7 separate regions of the Mus musculus genome follow, and all the other regions are linked to region 4. A link is a loop called in an ENCODE intact Hi-C map of the cell type or tissue named here. Cell type or tissue: left cerebral cortex. All regions are shown on one strand. Region 1 overlaps Slco3a1 (solute carrier organic anion transporter family, member 3a1). Region 2 has its middle 81 kb from the start of 4930533N22Rik. Region 3 has its middle 80 kb from the start of 4930533N22Rik. Region 4 holds the start of Slco3a1 (solute carrier organic anion transporter family, member 3a1). Region 5 overlaps Slco3a1 (solute carrier organic anion transporter family, member 3a1). Region 6 has its middle 46 kb from the start of Gm30459. Region 7 overlaps Slco3a1 (solute carrier organic anion transporter family, member 3a1).

What was found. Hi-C counts contacts between places; a loop is a spot of excess contacts. Peaks named below come from ENCODE experiments on the same cell type or tissue, not always from the same donor. Only the 100,000 strongest peaks of a DNase experiment are listed, where the experiment ranks them.
Region 1: a loop joins it to region 4, with 5 times the contacts of the local background. A loop is called at or near these places in 21 of 42 quality-filtered maps.
Region 2: it touches region 4 in a loop (8-fold over the local background); 25 of 42 quality-filtered maps call a loop at or near these places.
Region 3: it touches region 4 in a loop (2.4-fold over the local background); 3 of 42 quality-filtered maps call a loop at or near these places.
Region 5: a loop joins it to region 4, with 2.1 times the contacts of the local background. A loop is called at or near these places in 5 of 42 quality-filtered maps.
Region 6: a loop joins it to region 4, with 2.1 times the contacts of the local background. A loop is called at or near these places in 12 of 42 quality-filtered maps.
Region 7: a loop joins it to region 4, with 7 times the contacts of the local background. A loop is called at or near these places in 21 of 42 quality-filtered maps.

The regions. Positions count from the first base shown.
Region 1 is chr7:74,365,616-74,369,615 of GRCm38, forward strand. The region is part of intron 2 of Slco3a1 (solute carrier organic anion transporter family, member 3a1); the gene reads right to left. Among named protein-coding and RNA genes, the nearest start is that of Slco3a1, 190 kb to the right of the region's middle. In left cerebral cortex, CTCF peaks have their summits at 1,918 (motif pointing right) and 2,841 (motif pointing left); a DNase peak (open chromatin) is centred at 1,940.
Region 2 is chr7:75,108,778-75,112,777 of GRCm38, forward strand. No RefSeq gene overlaps it. Among named protein-coding and RNA genes, the nearest start is that of 4930533N22Rik, 81 kb to the left of the region's middle. In left cerebral cortex, a CTCF peak has its summit at 2,059 (motif pointing left); a DNase peak (open chromatin) is centred at 2,086.
Region 3 is chr7:74,948,090-74,952,089 of GRCm38, forward strand. No RefSeq gene overlaps it. Among named protein-coding and RNA genes, the nearest start is that of 4930533N22Rik, 80 kb to the right of the region's middle. In left cerebral cortex, a CTCF peak has its summit at 2,119 (motif pointing right); a DNase peak (open chromatin) is centred at 1,760.
Region 4 is chr7:74,553,544-74,557,543 of GRCm38, forward strand. It overlaps Slco3a1 (solute carrier organic anion transporter family, member 3a1), which reads right to left and starts at 1,237. Exons shown (of 10, transcript NM_023908.2): 1 at 868-1,237. The coding sequence starts at 1,047. In left cerebral cortex, CTCF peaks have their summits at 721, 921, 1,621 (motif pointing right) and 2,088 (motif pointing right); DNase peaks (open chromatin) are centred at 650, 1,281, 1,637 and 2,056; H3K4me3 peaks cover 2,553 bases; H3K27ac peaks cover 2,370 bases.
Region 5 is chr7:74,499,283-74,503,282 of GRCm38, forward strand. All of the region lies in intron 2 of Slco3a1 (solute carrier organic anion transporter family, member 3a1), which reads right to left. Among named protein-coding and RNA genes, the nearest start is that of Slco3a1, 53 kb to the right of the region's middle. In left cerebral cortex, no CTCF peak of the experiment used is centred here; DNase peaks (open chromatin) are centred at 2,129 and 3,922.
Region 6 is chr7:74,717,543-74,721,542 of GRCm38, forward strand. No RefSeq gene overlaps it. Among named protein-coding and RNA genes, the nearest start is that of Gm30459, 46 kb to the right of the region's middle. In left cerebral cortex, no CTCF peak of the experiment used is centred here; a DNase peak (open chromatin) is centred at 1,975.
Region 7 is chr7:74,375,124-74,379,123 of GRCm38, forward strand. The region is part of intron 2 of Slco3a1 (solute carrier organic anion transporter family, member 3a1); the gene reads right to left. Among named protein-coding and RNA genes, the nearest start is that of Slco3a1, 180 kb to the right of the region's middle. In left cerebral cortex, a CTCF peak has its summit at 3,937; DNase peaks (open chromatin) are centred at 1,708 and 2,678.

The DNA of each region.
Region 1 (4,000 bases), 190 kb before region 4:
TCAAATCCATACTCAGTGGAGAATGATCGGAGGCTAGATCAACAACAGAGGAGGGGAGCCGACCAATGTATTCCAGGCCACTGACCTTGGGGCTGGGAGGCCAGGGTCTGGAGTCACCAGCTGTGCAGCCTTGGGGACGCTCCAGCCTCCATACACTCATTTTAGAGTGGCTGTGATAAAAGCCCCTGCCTCTCAGGGCTGCTTTGAGGCTTAAGTGATTAATGAACATCAAAGGCCTTTCACAGTTCCTTTGCATACAGTGAAATGGTTGCCACATTTTTATCATGATTGACAAGAAGGCACACGTCAGCATCTCTATTTTCCACAGAGAAACACTGACATGCATCTAGCTAAGGCCTGCCTGTCTAGTCCTATGTGTAAGGTTCATGTTTATAAGGAGTAATTAGAGAAGACTCGTAGAGATTTTCCAATGACTGAAATCCCAGGAACGAATGAGGAAAGATTCTAAGACTGTATTTTTTCCTTTCTTTTTAACTGAGTGTGTGTGTGTGTGTGTGTGTGTGTGTGTGTGTGAGAGAGAGAGAGAGAGAGAGAGAGAGAGAGAGAGAGAGGGAGAGGGAGAGAGAGAGAGAGAGCATCTGCGTATATGATGTGTATATGGTGTGTGTATATGTGTGCAAGTGTTTGAATGTGTGAGTGCAAACACACACCTGCACACACAGAGGTAGAGGACAGCCTTGGGAGTTCACCTCACTGTCTACCTTGGTAGCCACAGGATGTCTTAGTCCTCATTGTGTAGGACAGGAGAGCAGGCCTCCAGCTTCTGGGGGAATCTCCCTTCTTGCCTCAGGACCACTGGAATCTACCTTAGCATGGGTTCTAGCATTCTGCACTAAGGTCCTCACACTTGCGAGGCAAACACTTTACCATCTGTGTCACCTCTCTGGTCCCTAGAGACTGTGTCTAAAGCACAGACTATTTCAGAGATTGCAATAGAGTCCAAGGTGCTAATCAAAGGGAAATGCAAGCAGCAGACACTCCTGGCTGTCCTTGAGAAGGTGGCAAGGGAGGAGCTAAAGCCCAGCCTCAGGAGGACACCAAAGGACAGAGGTCTCACATGACAGCCTTGACTTCTTAACAAAACTGAGTGAGACAACACAGGGTGGGGGAAGGGCAGAGCTAAGGGTTCTGTGCTTGACAAAAAAAAAGTCTAGTCTTTGAGGGAATGTAGTGGTGTCCTGGAGAGAGATACAGAGATTACTCTCAGAATGTGAAGATTTCTCTTCTGTGACATCTGGCCTGGTACACGCTGGCGACTGCTTCTGCCTCTGTAGGAGGAGAATGATCTAACTCATCTCTAGTTTGTGTAGTCGTAAAAGTAATACATTCTGAAAGTGGAGCCGCTCTCACCCCGCCATCCTGGAGTGACCACTTCTTCATATAAAGTTGTGGTCAGGGAACCATTCTGAGGAGCATGTCTGAGGAGTAGGATGAGAAAGCAGAAACTCAGAGAGGGGAGGGAGCAGCTCTAAGGACGTCCAGCGTCTCCATGGTGGAGATGGAGATAACCTCAGGTTCTAAGAGGAGGTGGATGTGACCTCGGGTTCTAGGAACTGCCCTACAAAATGCTACCATGACAACATAGAAAGAGGGCCGTTGACTCAGTCAGACTCAACCACTTTGGCTCATGCCTCAATTTCTAGATGACCAATAATATCTCAATGCCACATCTGGGAATAAGAATATCTGCCTTGTCAAACTGGGACTATTAGACACATTGGTGGGTGCACACAATATGACGGATGTCACCATAACTGTATCAGGACTGAAAAGATTGGGGAGGATGTCCTGTATGGCGTCCCCTCCTTAGTGTATGTTTCTGTAGCTGGGCTGCCTTTCTTTTAACTCTGCCTGGTCCCCTCCGGGATGAGGACACTCAGGCTGACTGTGACTCCTCTCACTAGAGGGCAGCACCAGTCTAGAAAGGAAGGAGCGCCCAGCTTTTCAAGCATCATCGGGCTCTCTTTGCCAGTAGCCAGTGAAACCTTTGGTGAGAACGTCGCTCTCCTCATCTTACAGTTGCCCTCCTTGCCCTCCATTTATACAGATTTAGCTCTCTGTCTTCCAAACCTCAGGTTGAAAATTCTCCCCTCTTAGGGAGCCTTCTGCATGCAACATGCATGAATAAAACATGATCGGTAAACAGCAGGAAGCCTGCAAGACACACAATACATATTTATCCATTGCTCACTGGCCACAGTCTGACAGCATTTTAACTGATGTGCTCTTGTCTGAGGAGGAAGAAGAGGAGGAAGAGGAGGGGAGAAGGCAAGGAGGGGTGGCAACCATTTATCCAGCACTTAAGACACTCCAGACGGTGCACAATTCATGAAATAAAATTATTGCTATGTAAAGTTTATAAAGAAAACACAACACTAACTCGGCTAAAGCCATAGGGCTATGACAGAGGCAGAGCTCATGTGGCTCTTCCCTCAGACTTATCACTAACTTCAAACTTGGTTGTACAGTGGAATCGCCTAGGAAACATAAATACTAATCCTGTAGGCCTGGCCCCTGATGCTGAGGAAGGCAGAGCAGGATGCTGCATGGGCACTACTCCCCACCTCAGCTTGGACTAGCTATCTTTCTTGTCACCGTGACTAAACACCTGACAACACTTATCTTGGCTCATGGTTCGAGGACACCCTGTGTCTGTCAGGAAAGGACAGTGGTGTGTGGTGGCAGGAGCTCATGTCTGAATGGATAGAAAGAAAGAGCAAACAAGAAGATGGCAAGGATATAAAGCCGGATCTGGTGACCTACCTCCCCAAGGGAAGCTCCATCTACCAAAAGTTCTACACCCTCCCAGAACAGCGCCACCTGCTGAAGACTGAGTGCTCACACCCACAAGAATCTGTGGGTCACTTCACATGCAAACACAAGAAAATGTAACATGTAGTACATGTAGTACGTGTAGTACATATGTAACATATGTAGTCAGGTAGAGAACCTTGGGCTTTTGAGGCTGACCTTGTGGTTCCTCGTTGAGCTTTAGCTCCAAGGCAGTGGACGGGATCTAGAAGGCACCTAGTGATAAGAAAGGGCTTGGGCTCTATCCGAGGCTAAGGCAGAGAGGGGGCTGGTCTAAAGCATGGACGTGGGGCGGGGCAGAACCTTAATTCCACTGGCAGCCAGTCAATCATCTCTGTACGCTGCCAGTACTGTGTACACTCTGATGAAAGCATGATGTGGTGCCTGGCACACCTGGTGTGGCCTCTAATGCTAGATAGCATGGCCTCAATCAGCTTAGCCCTCAACCCAGGTTTTCTCTATTGGAGGCAGAGTTGAAATCCCACACACCGTCCTAAGTCTGCCTTAGTGACTGCCTCCTTTGCTGAATCTCTCTAGGTTCCCTCATTTTTCTTCCCTTCTCTCCTTTGCCACACAGTTGGTCAGTCAGTGGTGTCTTCAGAGTTCTGCTTATGGTCTGTCTGGATACAAGACCAAAATTTCTTATTTGGAGAACATCTTAACAATCAGAGACACAGGGAAGGCAGATACCCTAGGTGGTGGTCTTGTTTAAATTATCTTTTCTAAATTATCTTTTCCATAAGAGCAACAGAGCCGGCCACTAGCCTTGGGCAAGGAGCCAATGCTTATTTGCTAAAATACCAGTTGATTGCCAGGGAGCCTGGAGCGGTGGTGAGGTGGGGGAGGTAGGAAGCCACACGTTATGGAAAGCGATGCAAGCAAATGAACGTCATCCTATGTGGTCAGGGCTCTCCAGGGTGGGGAGGATCTGCTGCTGCTATACGTTGCTGCTATACGTTGTAGCTGCTTCTGACTACTTGGCTTTTCAACCCAGCAGAGAGAGACTTCTTTCCTTCCCTCCAGCTTTCATGTTTGTGAGATCACAGGCCTCTTGGCTGACTGGCCAGCCTCTGGGTACCTGGATGTGATGCGTGTACCAAAGAGCTTGAGTCAAAGAACTCTCCTTCACAACGCTCGGAACATGCTCTGTCTCTATCCTAGAGCCCTT
Region 2 (4,000 bases), 560 kb after region 4:
CTATGTCCAGTTTTCTAAGGAACCACCAGACTGATTTCCAGAGTGGTTGTACCATCTTGCAATCCCACCAGCAATGAAGGAGTGTTCCTCTTTCTCCACATCCTCGCCAGCATCTGCTGTCACCTTAGATTTTTATCTTAGCCATTCTGACTGGTGTGAGGTGGAATCTCAGGGTCGTTTTGATTTGTATTTCCCTGATGATTAAGGATGTTGAACATTTTTTTCAGGTGCTTCTCAGCCATTCGGTATTCCTCAGTTGAGAATTCTTTGTTTAGCTCTGTAACTCATTTTTAATAGGGTTATTTGGTTTTCTGGAGTCTAACCTCTTGAGTTCTTTATATATATTGGATATTAGCCCCCTATCTGATTTATGATTGGTAAAGATCTTTTCCCAATCTGTTGGTTGCCTTTTTGTCTTATTGACAGTGCCCTTTGTCTTATAGAAGCTTTGCAATTTTATGAGGTCCCATTTGTCAATTCTTGGTCTTACAGCACAATCCACTGGTGTCCTGTTCAGGAATTTTTCCTGTGTCCATGATATAAAATACCTTGGTGTGACTCTAACCAAGCAAGTGAGAGATCTGTATGACAGGAACTTTAAGTCTCTGAAAAAACAAATCGAAGAAGATCTCAGAAGATGGAAAGTTCTCCCATGTTCATGGATTGGCAGGATTAGTATAGTAAAAAATGGCTATCTTGCCGAAAGCAATCTATAGGTTCAATGGAACCCCCATCAAAATTCCAACTCAATTCTTCACCAAGTTAGAAAGGGCAATTTGCAAATTCATCTGGAATAACAAAAAACCTAGGATAGCAAAAACTATTCTCAACAATAAAAGAACCTCTGGTAGAATCACCATCCCTGACCTCAAAGCTGCACTACAGAGCAATTATGATAAAACCTGCCTGGTACTGATACAATGACAGACAGGTAGATCAATGGAATAGAATTGAAGACCCAGAAATGAACCCACATACATATGGTCACTTGATCTTTGACAAAGGAGCTAAAACCATCCAGTGGAAAAAAAGACAGCATTTTCAACAAATGGTGCTGGTTCAACTGGTGGTCAGCATGTAGAAGAATGCAAATTGATCTATTCTTATCTCCATGTACAAAGATCAAGTCTAAGTGGATCAAGGAATGCCACATAAAACCAAAGACACTGGAACTTATAGAGGAGAACGTGGGGAAGAACCACACAAGTCTTATGCGCACTTTCTTGCATCCAATCTTCTTTGCCTGTGCTCTGGTTGGTATCCATTCCTGGGTGGGCATTGTTCTCACCCTAGAAATTCAAACTTGTGGTCATGTTCCAGACTCTTTGTTTAAAGCTTTTCTATGTTAAATATAAAGCAACTGGGATCAAGTAACTAGTCCTAGACCTCAAAACCTTTCTCTAGATGATATAAGTACACTCACACCCAAGAGACTGTGCTGGGGCTCCCAAGAGGAACTTCTTCTGGTCTATGATATTACCTTTTCATGAATCAGCTCAGCTGTGGGAGGAAAAATGTCCCATGATGATGGCCATTACGATGACCATCAGCTAGGTCAGTGGCTATCTGGTTTTTAAATAGAGCTATGTCAAGAGCCTCCTCCCATATGTGTAAGAGTTCAGGCTTTGAGGGGAGGTCTTCTTGCTTAAACACATTATTCTCATGAATTTCCAGGGATACCCAAAGGGTTTTGTTATAAGAAATTAACCAATGTCAGGAAACAGTAAAAAGCTGGTGAAATAAGCCTAGGTTCAAACTCAGCTGTATACTATGGTGCAGGGCAGGTCCACACAAATGTTTAACAAATGGTTACTGATCTACAATTCCTCCAGAGAAATTTCCTTATTTCAGATCTGAGCAGACAAGGAGTCTGAAGGAATTCCTTCAGAAAATGTCTTTTGGAATCGTCTTCACATTCACAGATATCCTAAAGAATAGAGTGATGGGAAATAAACATTTCCCCAAGGCTGTCTTCTTCTGCTGGATAGGGACTGGGTGACAAAGCTAACCAACCTCCGAGTAAAGACTGTCTTGCATGGTCCAGGTAGCTTCTGCCCTCTAGTGTTTGTATCGGAATAAAACAGCCTTAGACTTAAGTTTTTAATTAGCCGCGTGCTTCAGCAGCCTTGGCAGGTAGCTTCTCTTTGGAAACACTGCCAGGAAGGTTACCTCAGTGGAGTTGACTCATGGTGCCTCTGAAGCTTCCAATCATCCCATTCACACTGTGCTTCCGTGCTTGCTGAAATACGGAAGGCCTTCCATACCAGCTAAGATGACCTGAGCACCATGCTGCTGAAACTTTACAACCACCCAAACCATGAGCCATAGATATCTCTTCTCATTACACATTAACTGTCAGCAAAATTCTGCTATAGAACCACACAACGGACGAAGGCAGTCGTACGAATATACTTTCTCCTTTCTCAAACACTGGCACTATCTCCCACCAAAGAATAAAATCTGTTAGCCCTTCAGATCTTCTCTGTAGAGCCCAAAACTTTGCAAACTTAGGACATGACTTTGGAAGGAGGAGAAGGCAAAAGATCACAACCATGCGTTACTATAAATGATAAACCATCAAACTTCCAGGGCCCTTTCTGGTACCTTGTTCTGTTTACCCCACCAAGAACAACACATGGGGACATTTCTAGTCTACTAAGATTGCAGAGCTCCAGGATTCATCTGGGCCATGATTTTGCATAGAAAAATAACCTGAAATAGCTCCACTCTTGACGCTTAAAGTGTACTTACCTTCCATGTTACTCTTTGACCCATTTAAAATAAAGAAAATGAGAAATTTGCATAAGGTATCTGATAAATATTTCAGTCTTTAAAGTATCTTTTCCTGTCTCACGCCTATGTTAAAATAGCTCAGATTCAATAAATAAATTAGGCTTTAAAAAACATGTATATGTACATACTTAGCATGTATATTAGACAAAAAATTGTATGTCTCTCTCTGTCTAGTATGTGTGTGTATTATATGAGACATTTTTCCTGTTTCTGTATGTCATAAGTATCTACATTGTGTTTCCCACAATATAATTTTTAAATGTTGAGCTTCCTTTCAAGCCATCTATTCATCACCCAGGATGGGCACGCACACAGTCAGAGTTCCGTATGCAACATGCTTTCTCTGGCTCACTAGTCACAGCTGAGCAACACACTACCAAAATGCTTTGACAATCATGAGCTATAACAATGTTATATTTCCACTGTTCAAAGTGAAGAACACAGGTTGTTTTTAAAGGGAACCTTCTGAAAACCATCAGAACAGTGCCAGTAAACACGTCCCATGCATTCTAACGGAAGCGCTCCCACTTCAGGACTCTGTGGATAAGTAAAAATTGGCAATGCTTTGGGAGGACTTTAACCAATGTGACTCCTTTCCCATCCATTTGACAATTGCTTAACAGTTTGTTTTCTATTCATTTGAAAACCATTCTTTTGTGATATGATGCTCTTGGTAGGCCATTTTATTTATTTACTTTTAGGCTGACAAGTCCAAGTTACACGTATGTATGGTGCAACATTCTCTGATCTATAGACCTATAGATCTATAAATCTACATGACGATGAACTACAGAGACAATGACAGTCCCCTAAGATTAGGTTGCCTGGTAACTCTATACCTAGTTTTGCTTGTATGTGCACACACTCTATTGTTTGCACAACTTCAGAACTGCCTAACACTCATTTCTCAGCATGCACCTCTTTCCCTGGCTAAGCACATGCATATGTATACATTGCCAGGTGGCTAACTCAACCTATTTAACTCTACACTAATCTTTTTTTTTCCTTTCGCTATAATAAAATGCCATTTATGTTCAGACTGTGCTGAAATTACCACAAGTGCTGATCTGAAGAAATCTGAGCGAAGGCTCACATACATCACAAGTGAAGGCCGGGGCTGTCTTATTTGAAAGCCTCGTTCTCTTGTTCCTCTGAAGGACAGTAACTGGGATTCAGTAAACCTCCCTACCTACAGGAAATTATCAAG
Region 3 (4,000 bases), 390 kb after region 4:
CCTAAAAGCTACGGTTACATCTAGAGATCAGTACAGAAAACAATATCTGGTTTACCCATAGATAGCAATTGATCAAGGGTGCTCAGTCCCAGTGGATGTATCTATAATGTAACTCCTACACCTAAGGCTCAGGGTAGATAGATAGGTGGTGGGTAGGTGGGTGGGTGGATGGATAGATAGATAGATAGATAGATAGATAGATAGATAGATAGACAGATAGACTGAATGGATAGAATAGATACATGATCTGTAGGACACCATTCATTGTTAAGGGTTTTGTTTTTCTACAATGTCCCTGTCCAAGTTTAGCATCAGTGTTATTTAATCCTCATTAAATTTGCTGGGAAATAAATATTCTAGTCTTTTCTTTCTTTACATCATTCTGAGTGCATGAAATTGCATTTTCTCCCTAAATCTTTCCTACACAATGTACCAAAGAACTTTCTCAATTGCATTTTCTCTGTAAGTTTTTGACCAAAATTTTTATTTCTTTAATAGTTGTGAAGACTTTCACACTTACACTTCCTATTAGTCTTCTCCAAGTGTGTTCATATGTTCATGTTCATGTTCATATTCATATGCAGTATCAATTGCTTTCCACCATATATTTTTAATTAAATTTATTTAATCATCCTTTCATATCTATGCACAATGCATACTGATTCTTTGAGACAGGCTCTCTCACTGGGCCTGAGCCTCACTAATTTGCCTAGACTGGCTGACTGGCGAGCTCCAGGAATCTACCTGTGTCCACTTCCTCAGGGATGGAACTGCAGGCACAGGCAGTTGTGTGCGGCTTTTCCTTGGGCACTGGGGAACAAAGCCAGATCTGCGTGCTTGTGTGGCAAGCACTTTGGTGACTGATTCATCTCTCTGCCTTTCTATTAATTCTTATGGCACTTTTGGAAATGCTAAGGAATTTGTCAATTTCACCTGAGTTTACTGGAATAAAAAGAGTTCCCCTATCTCCTCTTGCTAGCCTATTGGTGTTGGCTGACTGGTAATGATGTACCAATTTTACCCTGAGAGTTGGTATTTTGTATTTCCTCTATTTTTAATATAGAACTTTTATCAGTCCTTATAGAGAACTAAACTGCATCTCTTTCAGTTATTCTCTAACGTGTATTTTCTATTTAATTGGCTTTAACTTTTCTCTTCACTGACTTTCTTTGGGTTGGGTTGGCATATCTTCCTGAAATTCTCTAACTGGAAACCCACTGGTTTTAAAGTTGGAGAGCTTCCAAGACTCCATATTCCTTTAAGTGTTGCTTTATCTGTAACTCCTAATTGCATATATCTTGTTTCCATTTTCACATAATTTTAAAACATTTCTGATTTTTTATATCCTTTTGCCAATAGATTATTTAAAGGTCTGTTTTCAGTTATTTCTGGTGGCAAATACCTATAATCCCAGTATTTAGACGGTGGATATGGGGATTATTAGTTAGTTTAAGTTCAACTACATGAGAACTTTAGGGGCAGCTTAGGTTACATGAAACCCAGTCTCAAAAAGAAAGTGTTAATTTTCAGTCCTAGAATTGCATTTCAGATATCTCAAGACTGAATTGTAAGTTATTTTCCTTACAATTTTCCTGGGACATTTAATCACCAGCACATGATCTACTTGGGTGTCTGATCTATGTGTGCTTGGAATGAAAAGCACATTTTTCACATGATGGTAATTGCTCTAAAAATGAGAATGTGTTTATTACAGCTGGCACTTCTCTTCAAACATCCTCCATCTTTTCTGAGAGCTCCATTAATTACTGAGAGCAATGCTGGAATCTCTAACTAGATGTGGAAGTGCCCACTTATCCATTACAGCCCTCCTGACAGTCCAAGTCTCCCTCCTGTTGCAATTTATAACTGTTTTCTCTTCCAAAATAGTGTAACCTTATTACCATTGTCTATTTACTCTTGTTAATTCTCCTCGTTCCCGCAGCTCTTTCTTCGGTATAAATCTACCTTTCTTATACTTACCGTTTACATCAAACAAATTTTTTTCAATCCATTAGCTTTCAATTTCTTTTGAATTAAATCATCCCCCTTTTTAAAAACGATGTTGTATTTTAAATTTGTAATTACTTGCATATGGGGTATGTTAGTATTCTTGGAGGCCAGAAGAGGGCATTGGTAGCTCTGGGGTTGAAGTTACAGGCAGTTGTGAACAGCCACACCATGTGTTCTGGGAAGCAAACTTGCATCCTCTGGAAAAACAACATAGTCTCTTAACTGCTCAGCTATGTCTCCAGCACAAAAACACATCTCATTTGTCATTATTAAAACCAGCATGTAGTGAGATTTACTTTTAAAAAAATCTAGTTTGACAACTTAATTTGTAATTGGAATGCATAGTAAATCCACTTATACTTATGTTAATTATGAACATATTTGCCCCTGTAAGTCTACTTGTTTGCTATTTATTTTCTAGTACTCTCACTTCTTTTTTACCAGTATATTTGTTTTTCCTTTGTAGGGTTTTTGCTCTGTGTGTGTGTGTGTGTGTGTGTGTGTGTGTGTGTGTGTGTTTCATATTAATTCTAATTATGCTGCCTCTTTTAGCTGGCTCTTTACTTTAGGTTTTAGAACATAAGTCTCTAACTTCACAGAATATACAGAATTATTTTAGTGCACTATCACATAAAACAGAAGACAATCACAGCAAGGTAATCCTATCTGTGACTCCCAATGTGTTATTGTTATATAATTTCCACACGCATGGTATAATGCCACTATAAGAGGAGATTGTAATTTTCATTTTAATTGGTGTCTTAGCCTTTCTATTGCTGTGATAAAGCAGTATGACTGAACAGGTTTATTTCAGCTTTCAACTCTTAGGGTAGAAAGTCTAGATAGAGACTTAAGACAGGAATCTAAGGGTGGGAAATAAATCAGAAGCCATGCCATGGAGGCTAGTTCCCGGATTCCCGTTCTCTGGCTTATGTGCAGCCTGCTTTCTTATACCCAGAACCACCTGCCCAGTGGTGGTTCTCTCCACAGTGAGCTGGGCCTTGCCACCTCAATCATTAATCAAGGCATTACTCCAAAGACTTGCTTACAGGCCAATCTTATCAAAGTATTTTATTATAATTAAAATTCCTCTCCCATGGATCAGAAAGATTGTAAGAGTCGGAGGAGCAGGAGGCTTGCTATGAGACTGACTCTTCTGGAGATATCAGAAGCTACACTCACATGGCTACACCAACATGGCTACCTAAACATAACCCAAACGAGAATAGCACCAATGGACATGCTGAAATGAAAAAGAGAAAACCCAGGAAGCCTCAGTCTCAGACAAAGAGCTGCAGGCAACTGGGAGTGCTGAGAGCCAGAGACAAAGTTTTACCCAGGGAAGAAGTCACCAATTGATTGTCCAGTAGCAAATGGTCAGCCTTTAAAACATAGGCATACAAGCAGGTTTTAGAAACTGTGCACGTTGTATTTATATATTTAGGGATATGCATACATGCATATGTAACAACATTTAAGGAGGAAATGTCATGATTTTGAAGGAGAGAAAGTGGGTGGGATATATGAGAGGTTGGAAGAAAGAAAGGGGAGAAACTGTAATTATAATATAATCCCAAAAAGCAAGAAAAAATTTTAAAAAGAATGTTCTTCCCAGACATGTCTTTGTGTCAGATAAACAAAAGCCAAACAGTATCTTTAGATACTCCCTTTTATGACATACTCCCTTAAATTATAACTGCTCGTGCATCACCTAAATTCTTTTCTTTGAATCATCAAGTCACAAATCTGTAGTTTTCTGTTGGAGTACTAGATGCCTCGTATTGTGAGGTCTAGATTGGGTGCACATAGAAGAAACTGTTGGTGGTGATTTTGCCTAGTTTTGCATAGAAATTTGAAGCATCTAATTTCCTCATGTTTCTGCTCCCTGTTGGATTTTCTACTGTGCTTGGAAGAACTTATCATTATTTTAAGAAGGAATGGTCCCACCCAAGCAACTTCACCATTAATGGAATGGAAATGTTCCTGATAA
Region 4 (4,000 bases):
TAGGTCTGGAAGTGCACTGTCTGAAACTCAAGTGCGGACCACCTGAGCAAGACAGAAGAAAGCGACAAAGTAGGTACTTGGTAATCCTTACAAGTGGATTCCCTGGGCATAGTAGGTGTCCATGGGCCTTTGGGCATCAATAATCCCTTTCTGGAGACAAATAAAGCAAATACATATTGTACAGATGATCCACTCCCCGTGTGGGCGAGCGACCATGATGGGGAATTAAGGTAGAACTACAGAAACTCGCAGCTGCTCTCCAGGTACTATAACTTTATCCCTCCACAGAAAGATGGCTATTGGGATCTGGGTGGGACTAGTCCCCCTGCAGTTACCGCTGAGCTCAGGGCCACACTCGGGCGCCTTTTAAATTCCCCCAGCAATTGGTGGATGGAGAAAGAGCCAGGGGGAAAAAAGATGCATAATGATTCGTTCACCGGGCGGATGAAACGGAGAGTAGAGGACGCAGGATGCTAACTGGCTTTTCCTCCCATGTGCAGGTCACCTGAACCGCGATGCCTTCCAGTCTCTGAGGAGGCTCCCTGAACTCGCCATATGGCTCCGTTTTCAAGAGGGGAGAAGAAACAGTTTCATGCCCACCTGCCTGCGGCATCTCCTTTCAGGCACCCCTTCCCTAGCCCCTGCCCGGCGCGCGAGCTGCCGGCATCCACGGTCCCGCCCGCTCCGAGCTCCGGCCGGCAGCTCCCCCGGCGGCCGCCTCTGCACCAGTCGCCAACCTCCGTGCCGGGCCGAGGTCATGCCCGCCTGCCCCCGGAGCCGGCGAGGCCCCTTCCCGGTGCCAGGCGGCAAGCCCGAGAAGCGCCGGCAGGGAAGGGGGTCCGCCGCAGAGTTGGCACCCGGACTCACCAGGTAGGCGCCCACCGTACCCTGCGCCAGCATCAAGGCGCACTCAGACACCAGGAAGATCTTGATGTTGGAGAAGCAGGACACCTTCTTTTTCTTCTTCTTGTTCCTCTGCGCCTCGTCCCCCTGCAGCTCGCCGCTCCGGCCGCCGCCCGACGAGCCGCCCGGCTTCTTTCCCTGCATCCTTCCCCCGCCGCCGCCGCCGCCGCCGCTTTCCCGCTCGCCCCGGGTGTCGTGGCCGTTGCCGGGCGGGGGTGCGTGCCGCGAGGCTGCGTACTGTCCCCGCCCCGGGCCCGCGGCGGCCGCCCCCGTCCTGCCGCGGCTAGAGAGGTTGAAGGCTCCGCTCCTCGCTGCCGCCGCGCTAGCTCCCTTCCTCCTCCTCCTCCTTCTCCTCCTCCTCCTCCTCCGCCCTCCCTTCGCCGCCTCCTCCGGCTCGGGCTGTGCCAATCACAGGGACTCCTCGCGTCGCCCGCTGCTGCCGCCGCCTAGCCTCTCTCGGACTCTCGCCGTTGCCTTCACCGGCTTCCCCTGGCCCGCCGGCTTCGCTTGCCTTCACCCCTAGCGCCCCAAGCCCGGGCCGGGGCCTGATCGCCGCCTTGAGCCCCGGGCTGCGCCGCTACTGGCTGCGGGTGCGTCCCTGGGAGGCACGAGGGGACCTGCTTGGGGCACTAAGGGCTTGCTGATGGTCAAGGCCGGCGGGGTCTAACTACCCAGCGAAACTGCAAAATCCAGGAGTCCTGGTGGGGTAGGAGGCTGAGCGAGGAAGGTGCTACCCGGCCACTAGGAGGCATTGTGGGGCCCAGGGCACCAAGGCGGAAACTGGGTGGTACTAGGACTAGCAATGAGGTGCAGAGATGGGAGTATCCAGGCACCCTACTTCTAGTGCGGGTACCGGACTGCTAAGGCCGGAGAGAAGAAGCAATTTTCATAAAGAGAGTATCGCAGGAGCTGTATTCGGCTTGGTTTAGGGATTTCTAAGGACAGACGTTGTGCTCTGGGGCTCTGGAAGATGCCGAGATAGGAGCTGCCATTGGCTCCTTTGGTTTGCCAGCCTCTGCTCCTGCATTCAGTGGCTACTGGACATATCTAAACCGCCCATTCCCCGAAAATGGGAGAAAGAAACAGAACCTCTGAGAAGGGAAGTTAGAGCTTCAGGGAGTCTCACATCTTCCCCCAGCCTCCAAGTACAGGCAACTGCAGATCACAAGGACCCCAGCAGAGGGCCTTGTTTAGTTCTCCAGCGGCCTGCGGTTGGAGTTCAGGAAGGGATGAGCCACAAGCCTGCTGTGTCCCCACCCCTCTCCTGACTATTGTGGCCCTCCCTGGCTTGGCCTGAAGGTCAGCATGCAGCAGAGCCAATTGTCATCAGTCCTCCGCCCCTTGCTCCCCAGCATTCCCTAGGATTTTGGTCCACAAGGCGCCTCTGATAGGATGTACTGATTCAGGCAGCAGCGTTTGGAAGCTAAGAGAAAAGTGGATACGAACAGAAAATACCTAGCATTGTTGTCCACGTTAGTGATGGAGAAGCCAAAGCCTATTTGGAGAACTTTTCCTTGCTTTCCCAAGGGCCTATATCCCAATGCCAAGGCTTACATTCAATAGTGCATAGCAATTAGCACCGGCCATAATTTCTACTTTCTTCCAGAGAAATTGAGTAAGAATAGACGGTGGCACAGTGGGGGTGTGTTGTTTGCCTTACCATTTAAATATAAATTGCTTCATCCATCTGTCTTCCAGACATGACCTCACCTAGTCTTGGTGTGGTTTTCAATGTGCCTCCCCTTGTCTGGGGTACCTTCGGCCTAAATTACTCTCTGGCATCACTCTCTACAGTGTTCTTCTCTACCAGTGGTATTGTATCCTGGAGTTGTTAGGGTCAAAGCCTGTGTCCTGGCAGCCCTAAGAAGCTAGGCTCAGCCCCCTGTCTTCGGAATGCCAACTGAAGGAGCAAGTAACAAAAGAAGAGAAGAAAGATTATTCATTGTGGCTCCATTGGGAAGAAGAACAAATAGACAGGTCTAGTGATCTCCCCACTCTCTAACTGATTCTTCCATGTTCTGCATGAGCTTTAGGTACAAAAGGATATGAATCACTAAGTAGTCCAGGTCAAGGTACAGTCTTGCCCATCATTAACCCATCAACATCTGGGCTCCAGTCTGCTATGGGTGGTCTGACAAATTGTCAACTAGCTCTGCCAACTACCTTCCTGGAAGACAAGCTCCTCCTGTGGCTGGCACCTTGATCTTCTGGCAGCTTGAGATTGGTAGAGGAATTCCAATTCCTTCAGGACTGTTAATTCAATAGTCTGGTAGCCAAAAAGGGGGGGGGGGGCACACTTGTCTCTGGGCTCGTGTGTGGCTCTATTACACCATGGCTGAAATCCTTACTGTTTGGCTGTACCTTTCCCATCTCTGCCACCTCTGGGTATGCATTGCCAACCTTCTTTGGATCTTTTGCTTCTTGTTCTTGATCTTTCTCATGACTCTGCCCTTACATAGTCCCTCCTCACTAACCCTGATTCCTTTGGTGAGCTGGAAGACAGGGGGAATCTCCCTCTGAATGAGTCACAAGGCTGAAGGTTGAAATATCGGGGTGTGTTAGTCTTTGAGACTCATTTACATACCCTGCAATCACACAAATACCGATGTTCATTTTGTGCTTGCCTTGACCAAGCCCTCAGTATAGAGCAGCACCTTACCATAACCCCACAGCAACCTTCTAAACTAGATGGTGCACTTAGCCTTGTTCAGGGAGAAAACTGAGATCTAGGAAGGGGAACTAACTTGACCCATGCCACCCACTCACTCAGTCAAGGTTGGCAGAGCCAACAAAATGTCTACTGTTTCATCCTGCAGTCCTACCAGGAAGGTGAGAGTCACACCGTTCTCCTTAAAGGCAGAAATTCAGAGAGATGTAGTAGCTAGCCCAAAGTCACACACCAAATTGGAACAGGACTTCTGTCTCAGCCCGGGCTCTCTGCTTCAAATCACTTTGCCTCATGTAGACTCAGGGGAAGGCAACTTGACTTTATTTTAGATTTATAACATGAACTATCTTTAAATAAATTAGGCATAAATGCTGTCAGAGGTAGGGTTCTAGATTATGCATGTCTGTTCTTCCTGTCATTAATAGTAGC
Region 5 (4,000 bases), 54 kb before region 4:
ATTTAAATGGACTAAATGGACTCCATGTGTTATCCCATGCTAACTTCCTCCTTTGTGGGTAGAGAATGCTGCTGTTGTTGTTTGATTTTTTTAAATGGCACTCAGGATCAAACTACAGGCCTTTTGTGTGCCATCACATAGTCTACCACTGAGCCACAACTCTATGCCTCCCAGTGTGTGTGTGTGTGTGTGTGTGTGTGTGTGTGTGTGTGTCTGCGGGAACGCGCACACACATGCATGTTTCTATGTATGGGTGCATGTGTGTGTGGTTGTGGTAAAAGGCAGAGGACAGCTTTGAGTGTCAGTCCTCAGGCACCAGCAACCTTTGATTTTGAGAATGGTCTAACCAGTCTGGAGCTTGGCAGATAACTGAAGCTGTCTGGGCAGAGATCCACTGGGTTCCACGTGCCTCTGCCTCCCTTCTAATAGTGCCACTCCCTGGGCCAAGAGTACACAAACCACCACAACCTCCCAGTGCAGGGTGTTTTGCCCAGCAAACTGATGGACTGCCCCATGGTTCAAGCCCTCCGAATATTTGAATTTGTCTTATGACAGATCCAGTCCTCTAGCCCTTGGCATCTCTTCTTAGGAGCGGAATTGAGGATGAAGCCGTTAAAGAAGGAAGCCTTAGACTTTAAGCATCCCTTCTACCTGGCAAGGCTCAGGGAAGTTATCACACTACAGAAAGGTTGAGGGGTGTGTGTACAGAAATGTGTCTGCTGGGCCCAGAGTGCACAATGAGAAAGGGTTTGAGGAAGCTGTAAAGAAGGGAAACTCCAGCACAATATGAGGCAAACTTCCTGACAGCACCGATGGCTACAGCTAATGATAACGGAAGAAATGGACAGGTTGCATAGTCGACAGTGTTGGAGTGGAAGGCAGACTCCACCAGCTGCCTTGTTCCGAGGGGCCTGGGTTCTGAACACGCTTCATCTTTATACATAACGGACAATGGTGCATCTCTTTCCAGAACCTTGACGTGAATAGAAGCTATGCCCACCCATGTTCATCCTGCCCTCATGCACCTATCCTAGTTTTGACCCCCACTCTTCACCCTACCAGCACCTGTCTTTATGGACTTCAAACAGAGTCCTGTGTCTGCCTCCATCATGGATCTTGGCATTTCCCAAAGGTTTCAAGCTCTCTGGTGGATGTCCTTGATTCTGCTTGAGCCTGGATCACACCCCCCAACACCCACCCACTGCCTTCTGAACAGACCTCAGATACACCTGGAAAGTGCGGCACTCACACCCACAGCCCCGCTACATCCAGCTCAACCATTTTTGTAAAGTATGTTAACCTGCAGTTTACCCATGTGCTTCATTTGTAACAGCAAAAATTCTGAAAGCTCCTTTCTAACCATTGACAATATTACTAATATGATGCATGCTCACAAGGGAATATTTTGTATGCAGCCAGAACCATAGAAGAATATTTAGTAACATGGCAAAAAGCTCATAAAATATTAAGAGAAATGAAATTACAAAGTCTTATTTATTAGAAGCACATTTTTTTGCTGAAAAGCATATCAATGCAGAAAAAGAGACTAGAATTATATATACTATATAGCCATATTACTCTTTTTTTTATGTATTTCTGAAATGGCCAATAGTAAATGTGTAACACATTTCCAAGCTGTTTAAAGAAGAAAAAAAAAAACAAAAAAAAACCACCTTTGTCATTCTCATTTCACCTTTCTCCTTCTTAAACAAACAAAAAACCAAACCAAACCAAAACAAAAAACCAAACCAAACCAAAACAAAACAAAACAAAACAAAAAAAAAAAAAAACAGTCAATAACAAACTAAAGAAGCCACCAAGTAAAAGGCCAAAGTAAAGGAAGCCCACACGCCATCTAACTCACACTGTCATAAGAAGCAAGTTCCACTTGATATATTTTGAACTTGGAGAGACAAAAGGACAGCTAAGAAAACTAAGCTAATGGATGGTCACACCATGGAGCTAAGGCATGACGGGACTCCTAAAGGCTTGACTCTTGGACCTCAGGAATGCACAAATGGGTTTTCACCACAACCCTGCCCATTTGGTCCCTATGGGAACAAAGAGTGCCACGTGCCACCCTCGGGTCATTATCCAGCCATCCTAGGAGGCTGAGCTCCACACGCTGCTGTATTGAAATGGAGTGAAAAGGCGGCCAACAGAGCTGAGTCCCCATTCATCTAGTTTTGTCCCGCGGTAAATGAGTTCCCTCAACTCCCTCCTCACTCTAGAAAGGACCGGCTTCGGAACAGGGCTAGCCTTGTGAGAGGCCCATGAAGGAATCCAGGAGCATTTCGAGAGCTCAGCTAAGAGAGTCAAAGGAAGGAATCGCTTTAGTGAGAAATGCTGGGGGGACCTGAGTTGAACTCTTTCACTTTTGTCTGCATGCTGACCTACTGTGCGGGCAGCTAACAACAGGTCTGGTCTCAGATGACCTGTAACCTAGACAGTGCAGGCTGATTCTCTTGGCCCATGCAGCTTAAAGGATTCCTTGGAAAGAAGCCCGTATTTTTCCATATATAATATGTACATTGTTTCTGTCTCCGATCCAGTGTTAAGTTAGGCATGTTGACAAAAGGCCTGCGTTTCTAGAGCCAAACTCAAAGTTAGCAAATATTCTCCCTTTCCAAACAGTTCACCTAGAGCCCCAGCTTCATTTTCTTCTGATACCCCTCCTCTTGGCACTGTGTTCCCTTGGATATTTCTAAAAGCAGAGTTGAGTGGCTTCCAGATCTAGAGCCTAACTAAGAAGAGATAAATACTGTGACAGTCTCAGGACCTTGGACATGTCTTCATGGCTCCTGCCATAGGAGAACACACCAGATATTCCCTGCATAGGCTGCAGTCTTCTGAAACTGCTCCTGGAGAATTCAATTTAAAAAAAAAAAAAAACAAACTACCTATGAAGGCCAATCTGTGCAAAAGGCCTGCTTTCAGCCTCTCCTTCTAAACAGACCCATGAAACCATTTCAGAGAGACCTGGAAGATCTATCAGCACTACTATGCACTAGTCTGTTTGCCATGGTTTAGAATTTGGTGAGACAGACTAGAGCACTACACTATCCATATACTGTGCAAAAATAACACTCAACTGACTCTTCCATAGAAGAAAAGAGGAGCCCAAGTATAAATTTGGCTGATACAGTCTTCCTACCGAAAGATAACTACAAATCTCATATACCAGATCAGAAATTAAAAAAAAAAAAAACAAAAACAAAAACGAAAAACAAAAAACAAAAAACCACCTTGCCTTGTTTTGTCCTACCAGCCTTGGTTCTACCTCCCATCTCCCCAAAACCCAAATGCTCCCCTTGGCATAGAAATCATACTTCATTTGACTGTTCAAGAGACAAACTCAGCTTTTCATTGGCCAATTCCTTCAGGGTGATGTGATCCATTACTGCTACCAGAAAACTACTCTCCCAAGGACCTAGGAAAGCATCCTCAGTCCAAAGACTACTCAGCTGTAGTCATGGATACCAACTTAGCAACTTGCTGGCTTAACAGCAGCCAAAGGAAAAGAATCACCATAGTCACCGGCTCAGTGGAACCCCGCCCCCTCCAGGTACATGACCATAGAACCCCGCCCCCTCCAGGTACAAGACCATAGAACCCCGCCCCCTCCAGGTACAAGACAAGCCATAGCATATGGAGGAGGGGACTGTGCATCTTTGCTTCAACAGTTCTAAGCCCTGTGACACAAAGATGTCCTAACTGGGTTTGGCTTGGAGAGCGAAGGGTACATGCTCCACTTTTCTCTCATTCATAGGCTCCTCCTACACAAAGGTCATCCATCGATCTACAATACACTTGTTCAATCAAAGCATCAACTCTCTGGGAGGCCTCTGGGTGGAGATGTGCGCCCAGACATCCTATCTCAGAGAGCTCAGGATGTGTAAAGTAGAGGCTTGCTAGATAGGAAGCTTATGTCAAATTCGGAACAAATTCTATTTTAACTTAAGCCTGCATAATTAGCTGTATACTTCAAGGCACACTGCAG
Region 6 (4,000 bases), 160 kb after region 4:
CCTTTCAGCAGACAGAGCCCATAACAGAAAGCCACATTTGGTCATAATTCAGAGATCAATGGATCCTGGGGAACCCAACCCCATTGGATAGATACATTTACAACACAAATCCTGCACCCAAAGCTCAAAGAACATCAAGGAATAGAGTGTGGGAAGACTGAAAGAGCCAGAGGACCAAGAAGTCTGAGGTAAGAGTAGATATTATACAGGGAAGATATATTCATCGTTCTTCAACATTATGGCTGCCTAAATAAGACTGAATAATGAAAATACCAACAGACATAATAACGTCAAAGGGGAAATTGTACTTGTTCTCATTCCTAGACCGAACATCAGACAACTAAAGACTGGAGAGAGAGAGAAAGAGAGAGAGAGAGAGAGAGAGAGAGAGAGAGAGAGGAGGAGGGAGGGAGGGGAAGGGGGAGAGAGGGAGAGGGAGAGAGAGAGGGAGATTTTGAGGGGGACTGGCATGGGTCCTTCCTGTATGGTCCTCAGGGGGGGGGGGGAAACTGAGCTGCTGACAATTTGACTTCAGATTTCTGTCCTCCTGATCTGGAAGACATCTTTGTTTTAGGCAGCTTTGTTGTGGTGCATTGCTATGGGTAGCCTTGGTGATGAAACATCTGAGTATTTTCTATGCCTTAGTGTACCCAAGTCGCACAGGTGAAACTGTATATATATATATGAAAGAATGAGAAGAAAAGGAAAGAGCTAGCTCTCTTGGAAAAAAAATACAAATGATAAAACAAACAAAAGCAAAGCTCTGAGAGTGCACTGGTTTGCTTTGGTTCTGAGACTCACTGGTTTGCTTTGGTACTGAGAGCTCACTGGTTTGCAGCCATTTGTGCTTTCCATGTTAATGAAAGCGTGGTGCACTTGCCTTTAGCTGTCTGAGGACTAAAGTCTCTCCTTTAAGGCATGCAAGCTCATCTCCCTTTCCCCAGGAGTACCTGGTGCTGGCTGGCCTCATGAAATACTCTGCTGAAAAAGAAAACAGCTTTGCTACATTTAGCATTTCCCAATCTTGGTTACACTTAACTTTAAACTACAGACCCCCTTCCCCACTTGTAAGGACAAAGATGATCAAGACAAGAGATGCAGAGCAGGTGGTTGAGATGGAAGTTTGCAAAGTAGAAGCAACCCATTTGTCAGAGAAAAGGTCACTTCATTTCTATAAATCTCTTAAAGGCAGCTAGACTTAAAAACCCTGTGGGTAGTTGGCTGTCTTCCCACATATCCAAACTAAACATTTCTTCATTAATAAACATACCGTCTTCTCTCCAAATGGAGCCTGCCGAGCCCTGGAAGCTGACAGGGCGTTTCTCTCCTCGTCTTCCGGAGACATTTCTGAGACAAATGTTGGAAAGTTTGTGAATGCAGAGCCGAGACAGCCCTCATGCACCCCTAGTTGTCTGAACGCACAGCAGATCAGAGCTCCTTAGCAATCCTGTGCAGAGATGGCTTTCAGTTTGTCTAACATAGTCCCACGTATAGTGCCTGAAGTCCAGAGGAAGTATTCATTCATAAAGGTCTAGGGTCGTTACATCTCAGCTAGGAATGCTGCCCAAGGAGGGTTAAAGGTCTTCCCTGATGTCTTGTCTTCCATCTCCCCCACCTGCTGGGGATGCAAGATAAAATGAAAAGACTGTGGCTCACTGGAGTCTCCCTTTTGGTCAGTTTTTCTTTGGTGAAGAGTGGCTCAGGGGAAGACAACTGTTGGCTAAAGAACAACTGTGAAGAATGGGAAGAGGGTGTGCTGTTGGCCAAGACCTTTAATTTGGAGTTAATGACGCACGACCATTTAGTGAGCACGTACTATGCGCCATGTCCTGTTCCAAATACCGGAGGTGTAGCGATGAACAAAACGGGCACAATTTACTACGCTTGGAAAGGAAGGTGGAGGAGGAAGTACAGTAAAAGCCTGAATCAGTAAAGCATGGCGTTCACCAGATGGTGGTATGCACTGTGTGGGAAACAGAGAGCAAGCGGGTGGTGCGCGTGCTCAAGTTTGGGGGAGGGTGTGGAATTTTAAACAGGATGGTCAATGCTGAAGAGTTCTATGCGGAGGCGGTTCAGCATTTATATTCATTCATAGAATATCATGCTTGGAACCCCAACTGACACCTGCATCTGGGAACAGATGTCAGGAGCCAGAGGATGGGGGGTGCACCCAAAGCAGTTTTGTCGTAAGTTGCACACTGCTGTTTCCCCGTAGAGTCTTGTGTTGTGCGCCGTGAGTCAGTATTGTTAGACCTGGGCATGGTCACACACGGGTCATAAATGAGTATGGCTCAGACTTGAAAGAGGCCTTGCTGCCACCGGACACACTCAGAGAGGGGCCGCAAAGCGAGAGCGTCAGCGGTGCAGTGTGAGGGAGCTGCCTGGCACAGCGCCTTGGGCTTTGGAGTTTACTCTTCAGTGGCGCTCTTCCCTTGTTTCCCACCCTGAGCGTTTGGAGGTGTGTCTTCCCAGAAAGAAGGGGGGAGGAGTCAGACCGAGGGTTTCTCCATATATCACAAACTGTAACCTAACTTAATGTATAAGCAGTACATAGTGAGCTAGTCATCCCGTAGTCAAATAAGACAGACAGGAGTTGTAGCCCATCAGGTAGATACCACCCTACTATCTTCTCTCTGACTAAGAATGTAAACTGCTCATTTTGTAAGATGGAACACCAGGATTTTTTTTTTTCTGGTCTGTTGTCTGACTCCAGAATAATAAAGCATTTAAGACTTGGGGGGAAAAAAGACTTTTTTAAATTTTCTTTTACAGACTAAATTGATGTAAATGAACCTACAGAATATATAACGGAAAAATAAGGGCTCAGTGCCTGCCAAAAATGAGAAGGAAAGGGAATGGGGAAAGCAGAAAGAACAGAGGACCAAATAGGAAGAGGGAAAAGGCTTATCTTTTCTACACACTGCTGGAAGACCAGTGGTGACCTAAGATCTGATAGCAGGAGGAGCGGGAGAGGGACAGACAAGGGACAGACAGACAGAGCCTGCGAGGTCCTGGGAGGAGTTTAGTTTCCTTTCAACTGAATGGGAAATCTAGTTAGATTTAAAGACACGGGGAAGGCTGCTTTCTTGGATCTGGCCTAGGGCCTTGAGCTGGAGTCCTCTCTCAATTTCTAGGGTTTTCTCCAGCAGAGGTTAGCAGAGTCCCTGTTTTAAATGATCTGACCAAAAGCTGAATGAGTACTGACACAGAATTGCAAATTTCTCATTAATGTGACCAATGAAGATGAATTATGCCAATTGTCCAGTCAATGAGGAAGTTTCAAGCTTTCAGTCAAAGCCTAATTTCCTAGGAATATAAAGTTTTGGTTGAGATTTTCATGTTCAAAGTCAGGCTATATGACTAGCACTTGTTAGTCATATAGAATCTTGGGAATTTTGAGCTGGAGAGATAAGACGGCTCAGGGGTTATGTGTGCACATTACTCTTGCCAAGGGCCTGAATTCAGATTCTGGCCCTGATATTGGGTAGATCACAGGTGGCAGAAATGCCAGCTGCAGAGGGTTCGACGTCCTCCTCTGACTTCTGCAGGCACCTGCACTCGCATGCAGGTCCTCACATAATACATATACTTTAAAAAATAAATCTAAAGTAAATGCAGAATCTCAGACCCCACAAAGATCTGATGCGTTCAGAACACAGGGCTAGGGTAGCAAGCCCTCTAGGTCTTGAAAGTGTTTTAAGTAACTGCCCAGAATCAAACCAGAGAAGCCCTGAAGCCTCTGCACCAGTGTGACCTGGAGTAACATTCCCCGGGTTCTCTGTGCTTAGTTTCCTCGTTTGAAAATGTGACACGTAAATAGGTTGTATGGTGACTATGCAGTGCCTGGCAGTCGATAGGTTTTTGTCATTATGGAATGGCTGCTGCAGGCTGAAGCTGAGGAGATGGAAAAGGCTATGTTTCTGCCCTTTTAGAATCTCCATTCTGGTTAGAATGATTATAATTGATGATAACACCGAAGTTACATGTTAATGTGTGTGAA
Region 7 (4,000 bases), 180 kb before region 4:
CTATCAGAATTCAGGAAGAAAACTGAGGAGTACTTGCCCTGCCCTCTGGCTCAGCCAATTTGTACAGGGGCGGGGGGGGGGTGCGGGGGGGGGGGGAAGAGCGGCTGTCGTAAGTAAGAGCTGGCTTGTGTCCCTAACTTACCCTGGCAGTTGAAAAAAAAAGAAAGAGCCTCCTGGTTCCCAAGCATGTTACTCAGTAGGAGGGGTCAAAGTGCATCACACTCAGTCCCCAAATCACACCCGAGATACATTCATATGCCAGGAAAGAGGCACCGGTACAGGCTCGGCTTCTGAAGCCAGATGGGAAAAGTGACAGATTCTCAGAACTCACAACTGAAACATTAGGGCCAAAACAGAACCCATAGGCAGCCAAGGAATAGTCACAGCGACCCTCAACGCCACCCTAGACACTTCCATCAGGATGGCTACTTGGAGCCGCCATTTAGCCTGTGTAACCTCACACCACGGGGCATTTTTCTGAGCTACAGAGATGTACAGCACTTTACTGCCACACTCTGCCTCTGACTTGTGTTTTGTTAAAGGCTAAAGGGGGTGTGTAAGTGCCTTTACTTCGCCAGTTCCAAAGTCCTCCGCCCTGTCCTCTGAATCCCTTCCAACTGAGAGGACTCTGTGTTCCCTCTTCTGTAGCCCAGAAGACTGGGAGATGCCCCAAGATCAGAGCTACTCCACCTATGTCTCACACCCCAGGGATGGGGCAAAGGGCCTGGGACAGACAAGAGCATTAGGGTTGGGCTGTTTTTCTCTCTTCCATCTCTATGAATACCAGGTCCTCCAGGTCCCGCTCAGTCTAACACACTGATTGCAATGGCCCCCTGCCTTAAGCTCATCTTTCACCTCAGTAGTCCCCCAGCTTGCTTGTTCCTTTCCACAGTTCTTAGCCAGTTCCCAGAAAATGGTTTAGAAGTGTTGGATGCCTAACTCCCAGATTTCTGTGTTGGCCCTCTCTGAGTAGGGAGGTGAGTTCTCAGAGAGCAGAGCTCCATGTGTGGGCAGACTGGGAGGGACCCTAACCCTAATCAGCACAGACTACATAGTGAATGTCTAGATACCCATCCCTATCCATAGCCAACATCAATGGGTGCTCACTGTCCTATCACTTTCCCCTGCTCCTCTTATCCTGTGGAATATTGGTGCCCATCCCAGACATCATTTCAGCTGTAAATACTGCAGGATGCCCTGTTTACAGGAAAGACACACTGATGCTCTCATGCCCTGACACCTAATGTTAATTCTGAATGGTTGCTTAGCTTTCATGGCCTTAACTTACTGTATCCCGAAACAGTGGTGGGAGTTACCACCAAAACTCCCTTTGCAGACCACTAAGCCAAGGAAAGCCAGTGGTGTGATAATTCTGGTTTTGTGAATCAAAGGCCATGTGATCTTTCCACTCTGCCTTCACCTCGCTGGGGGCAGAGGATGACACGCTTGGAGAGCAGCTGGCTCTGAATGAGCCTCATGCCCACACAGCACAATGTCTTGAGTCTTCACTGTACTCTGCCCTTCTTGAATCTGAGCAAGAATCCACCCTATTTGGCTGCTTTTAGCATTCTTTACTTTTCTTACTTTAACAGTATAAAGTTATAGCTCTAGTCACGTTAACGACTTCTGGCTTTATTTGCAGTCTTTGGGGAGAGAGGCAGGAAAAGACACGACAGATTTCTGTGTGGATTCTCCAGCACAGTCGCTCCGGGGAGGGCATTCCCCAATGATTCATAGTGACTCATTCATAACTTCCCCAGCAGATCTCAGCAGCGAAGGCAAACGCAAAGGAATTTTCATGGTTGAGGGATGCCTCTTCCCCTAGCCGGCTGGGCTCCTACCCTGGAGTCCCTTTAACCTGGAGCCTTTCATCTAGGTGTGGATGTTGATGGGGAAGCATCGGAACTGAGAACTGGGTCTTGCAGGATCACTAGACAGATCTGTATGCATGGGATAACACTGCTCTCACAAAACAAAATTGTGAGTGCCAATGACTTCTTCCTCAGATATTGCAGTACAGCATCGATCGAAGGACAGGGGAGATGACCCCTCACTGAGAACCACAGAGTCTCCGCCCTCTGTATGCACCAGTTCTCAAACTGTTATCACATTGCATCAAAAATACCTGCATGTACATCTGGGTTAGTTTCCTTAGGTCAGGACCTCTGAGCCCCAGCTATCAAAAGCTAAGTAATTCCTGGATTGGGTAGGATGCTGTCCTGGGTATTTCAGGTACTTAGGTGGACTCTCTTCCTGAAGCCCTGATAACCCAAACTGCCCAGAGGTTTCCCGTTATCCCTAGGCGGGTAGAAATGTCCCTGAGGGAAAACCCCTGATTCAGCGCATAGACTCGGTAATCTGTGACCTCTGCAATAACTGTGTTTCAATAATACCCAGTAGGATTGACTCTGAGTATAAGTCTTAAAGTAAGGGTTGGATTCCAAGGAACTGCCATGCGAAGCAGGTTGGAGATACAGTGCGATACAGATGGGACAGGTGAGGCTCAGAAGGTTCTGGGTCTTCTCAGCTACACAGTTAGGAGGGACGTGGCGAGTAAGTGTAGATACACTACGTCCAAACCCTAATGAGGGGAAGGCAGAGAATAGGGAACTCAAAGGAGGCTCTGGATCCTCCAGCTTTCTAGCTCCGACAGCCAAGGAACAGGGCAGATGATGCCACACAGACAGAACATTCTAAGCGCCTGCAGCTGTTAATTATAGAGGAGCGTGTTCTGAGACATGCTTCAGTCTGGATGGAGCCTCTGCGCTGACTGCAAACTGCCTGGAGCCTTGTGATCCGACCGAGCGTGGGGAGCGGCGGAGTCAACTCTTAAAAGCCTTCTCCAGTCCTTAAACTAGAGAATTAATGATAAGTGATCATAATTTGAACCACACGTACAACGTGGGGTGGCCAGACAAGGCTCAGAGCCCCAGTGCAATTGGTTTGTGAATGAGTTTAGTTCCAAGGCTTAAACACTATCTTAATTAGGTTTGGAGCTCACTTCCCTTTTTCTGAACAGGAAAACAGAATGGAGTAAGTAGCGCCGTAAGCAGTAAGTAGTAGATTCATATTTGAAGGTTGGGTGGGAGACGGATTGGGATTCCCATGGTTTGTGATAGGTACCCAGTTTGCTGAACAGCAAAGGTCTAATTCTAACTCCCTGAGGGCTTTGTTTTTTTTTTTCTTTCAGCATCATGCTACTGTAGCCGAAGACATCAGCTTCCCACATCTGTAACTCAAATACACTCACCCATCTGAGCGTGCACAGCAGTGTTGTTAGCAGGCAGCCTGGGGGTGGATAGTTAGGGCCAGAGTGTTACCATGCCATGACTGCTTCAGCTCTCCTGAAATCCCCGGGAGAAACCTTAACCCTCAAGATGAGGATGTTTAGAGACAACTAGATCGTATGGACAGAACCCTTAGAATGAAATTAGTCACCTTATATACGATACCTAGGAGGTTTTCCCACTTTGCCTGCCCTGTTAGGATACAGCAAGATGTTCATCTAGGAGCCAAAAAGTAGCCTCTTGTCTGGATACTTTACTAAGGCTTTGATCCTGGATATCCAGTCCCCGGAACTACAAAAATAAAATGACATATCTGTTTGGCAGTCTATGGTTTCTGTAATGAACATAAAAGTTCAGTGCAAGTATAGGTTACCAGTCCTTGAGTTGTTGGTCAGAGGTGTCCTGGAGACCCTCCAAATAGTACAGGCTATTGCCATTGTTCCCAATTCCTCACCAGAACTTGGTGGTAAGACCCTACTGCAGATGATACCATGCATATATGTCGCATCATAGAGAGACATTGAGATGGTACTGATCAGGAAGCATTTTCCTGGCTGGCTAGCTTTATATTACTGGCAAACCTTATGCAGGCTGTTACAGAGAAAGTCATCAGTATTATTACCCAGTGGTAAGGCCATGTGAACTGCAATATGACCACTAGGGAAAGACACTTCCAGGAATGCAATGGTGGAATGAATGATATGGTGGTAACC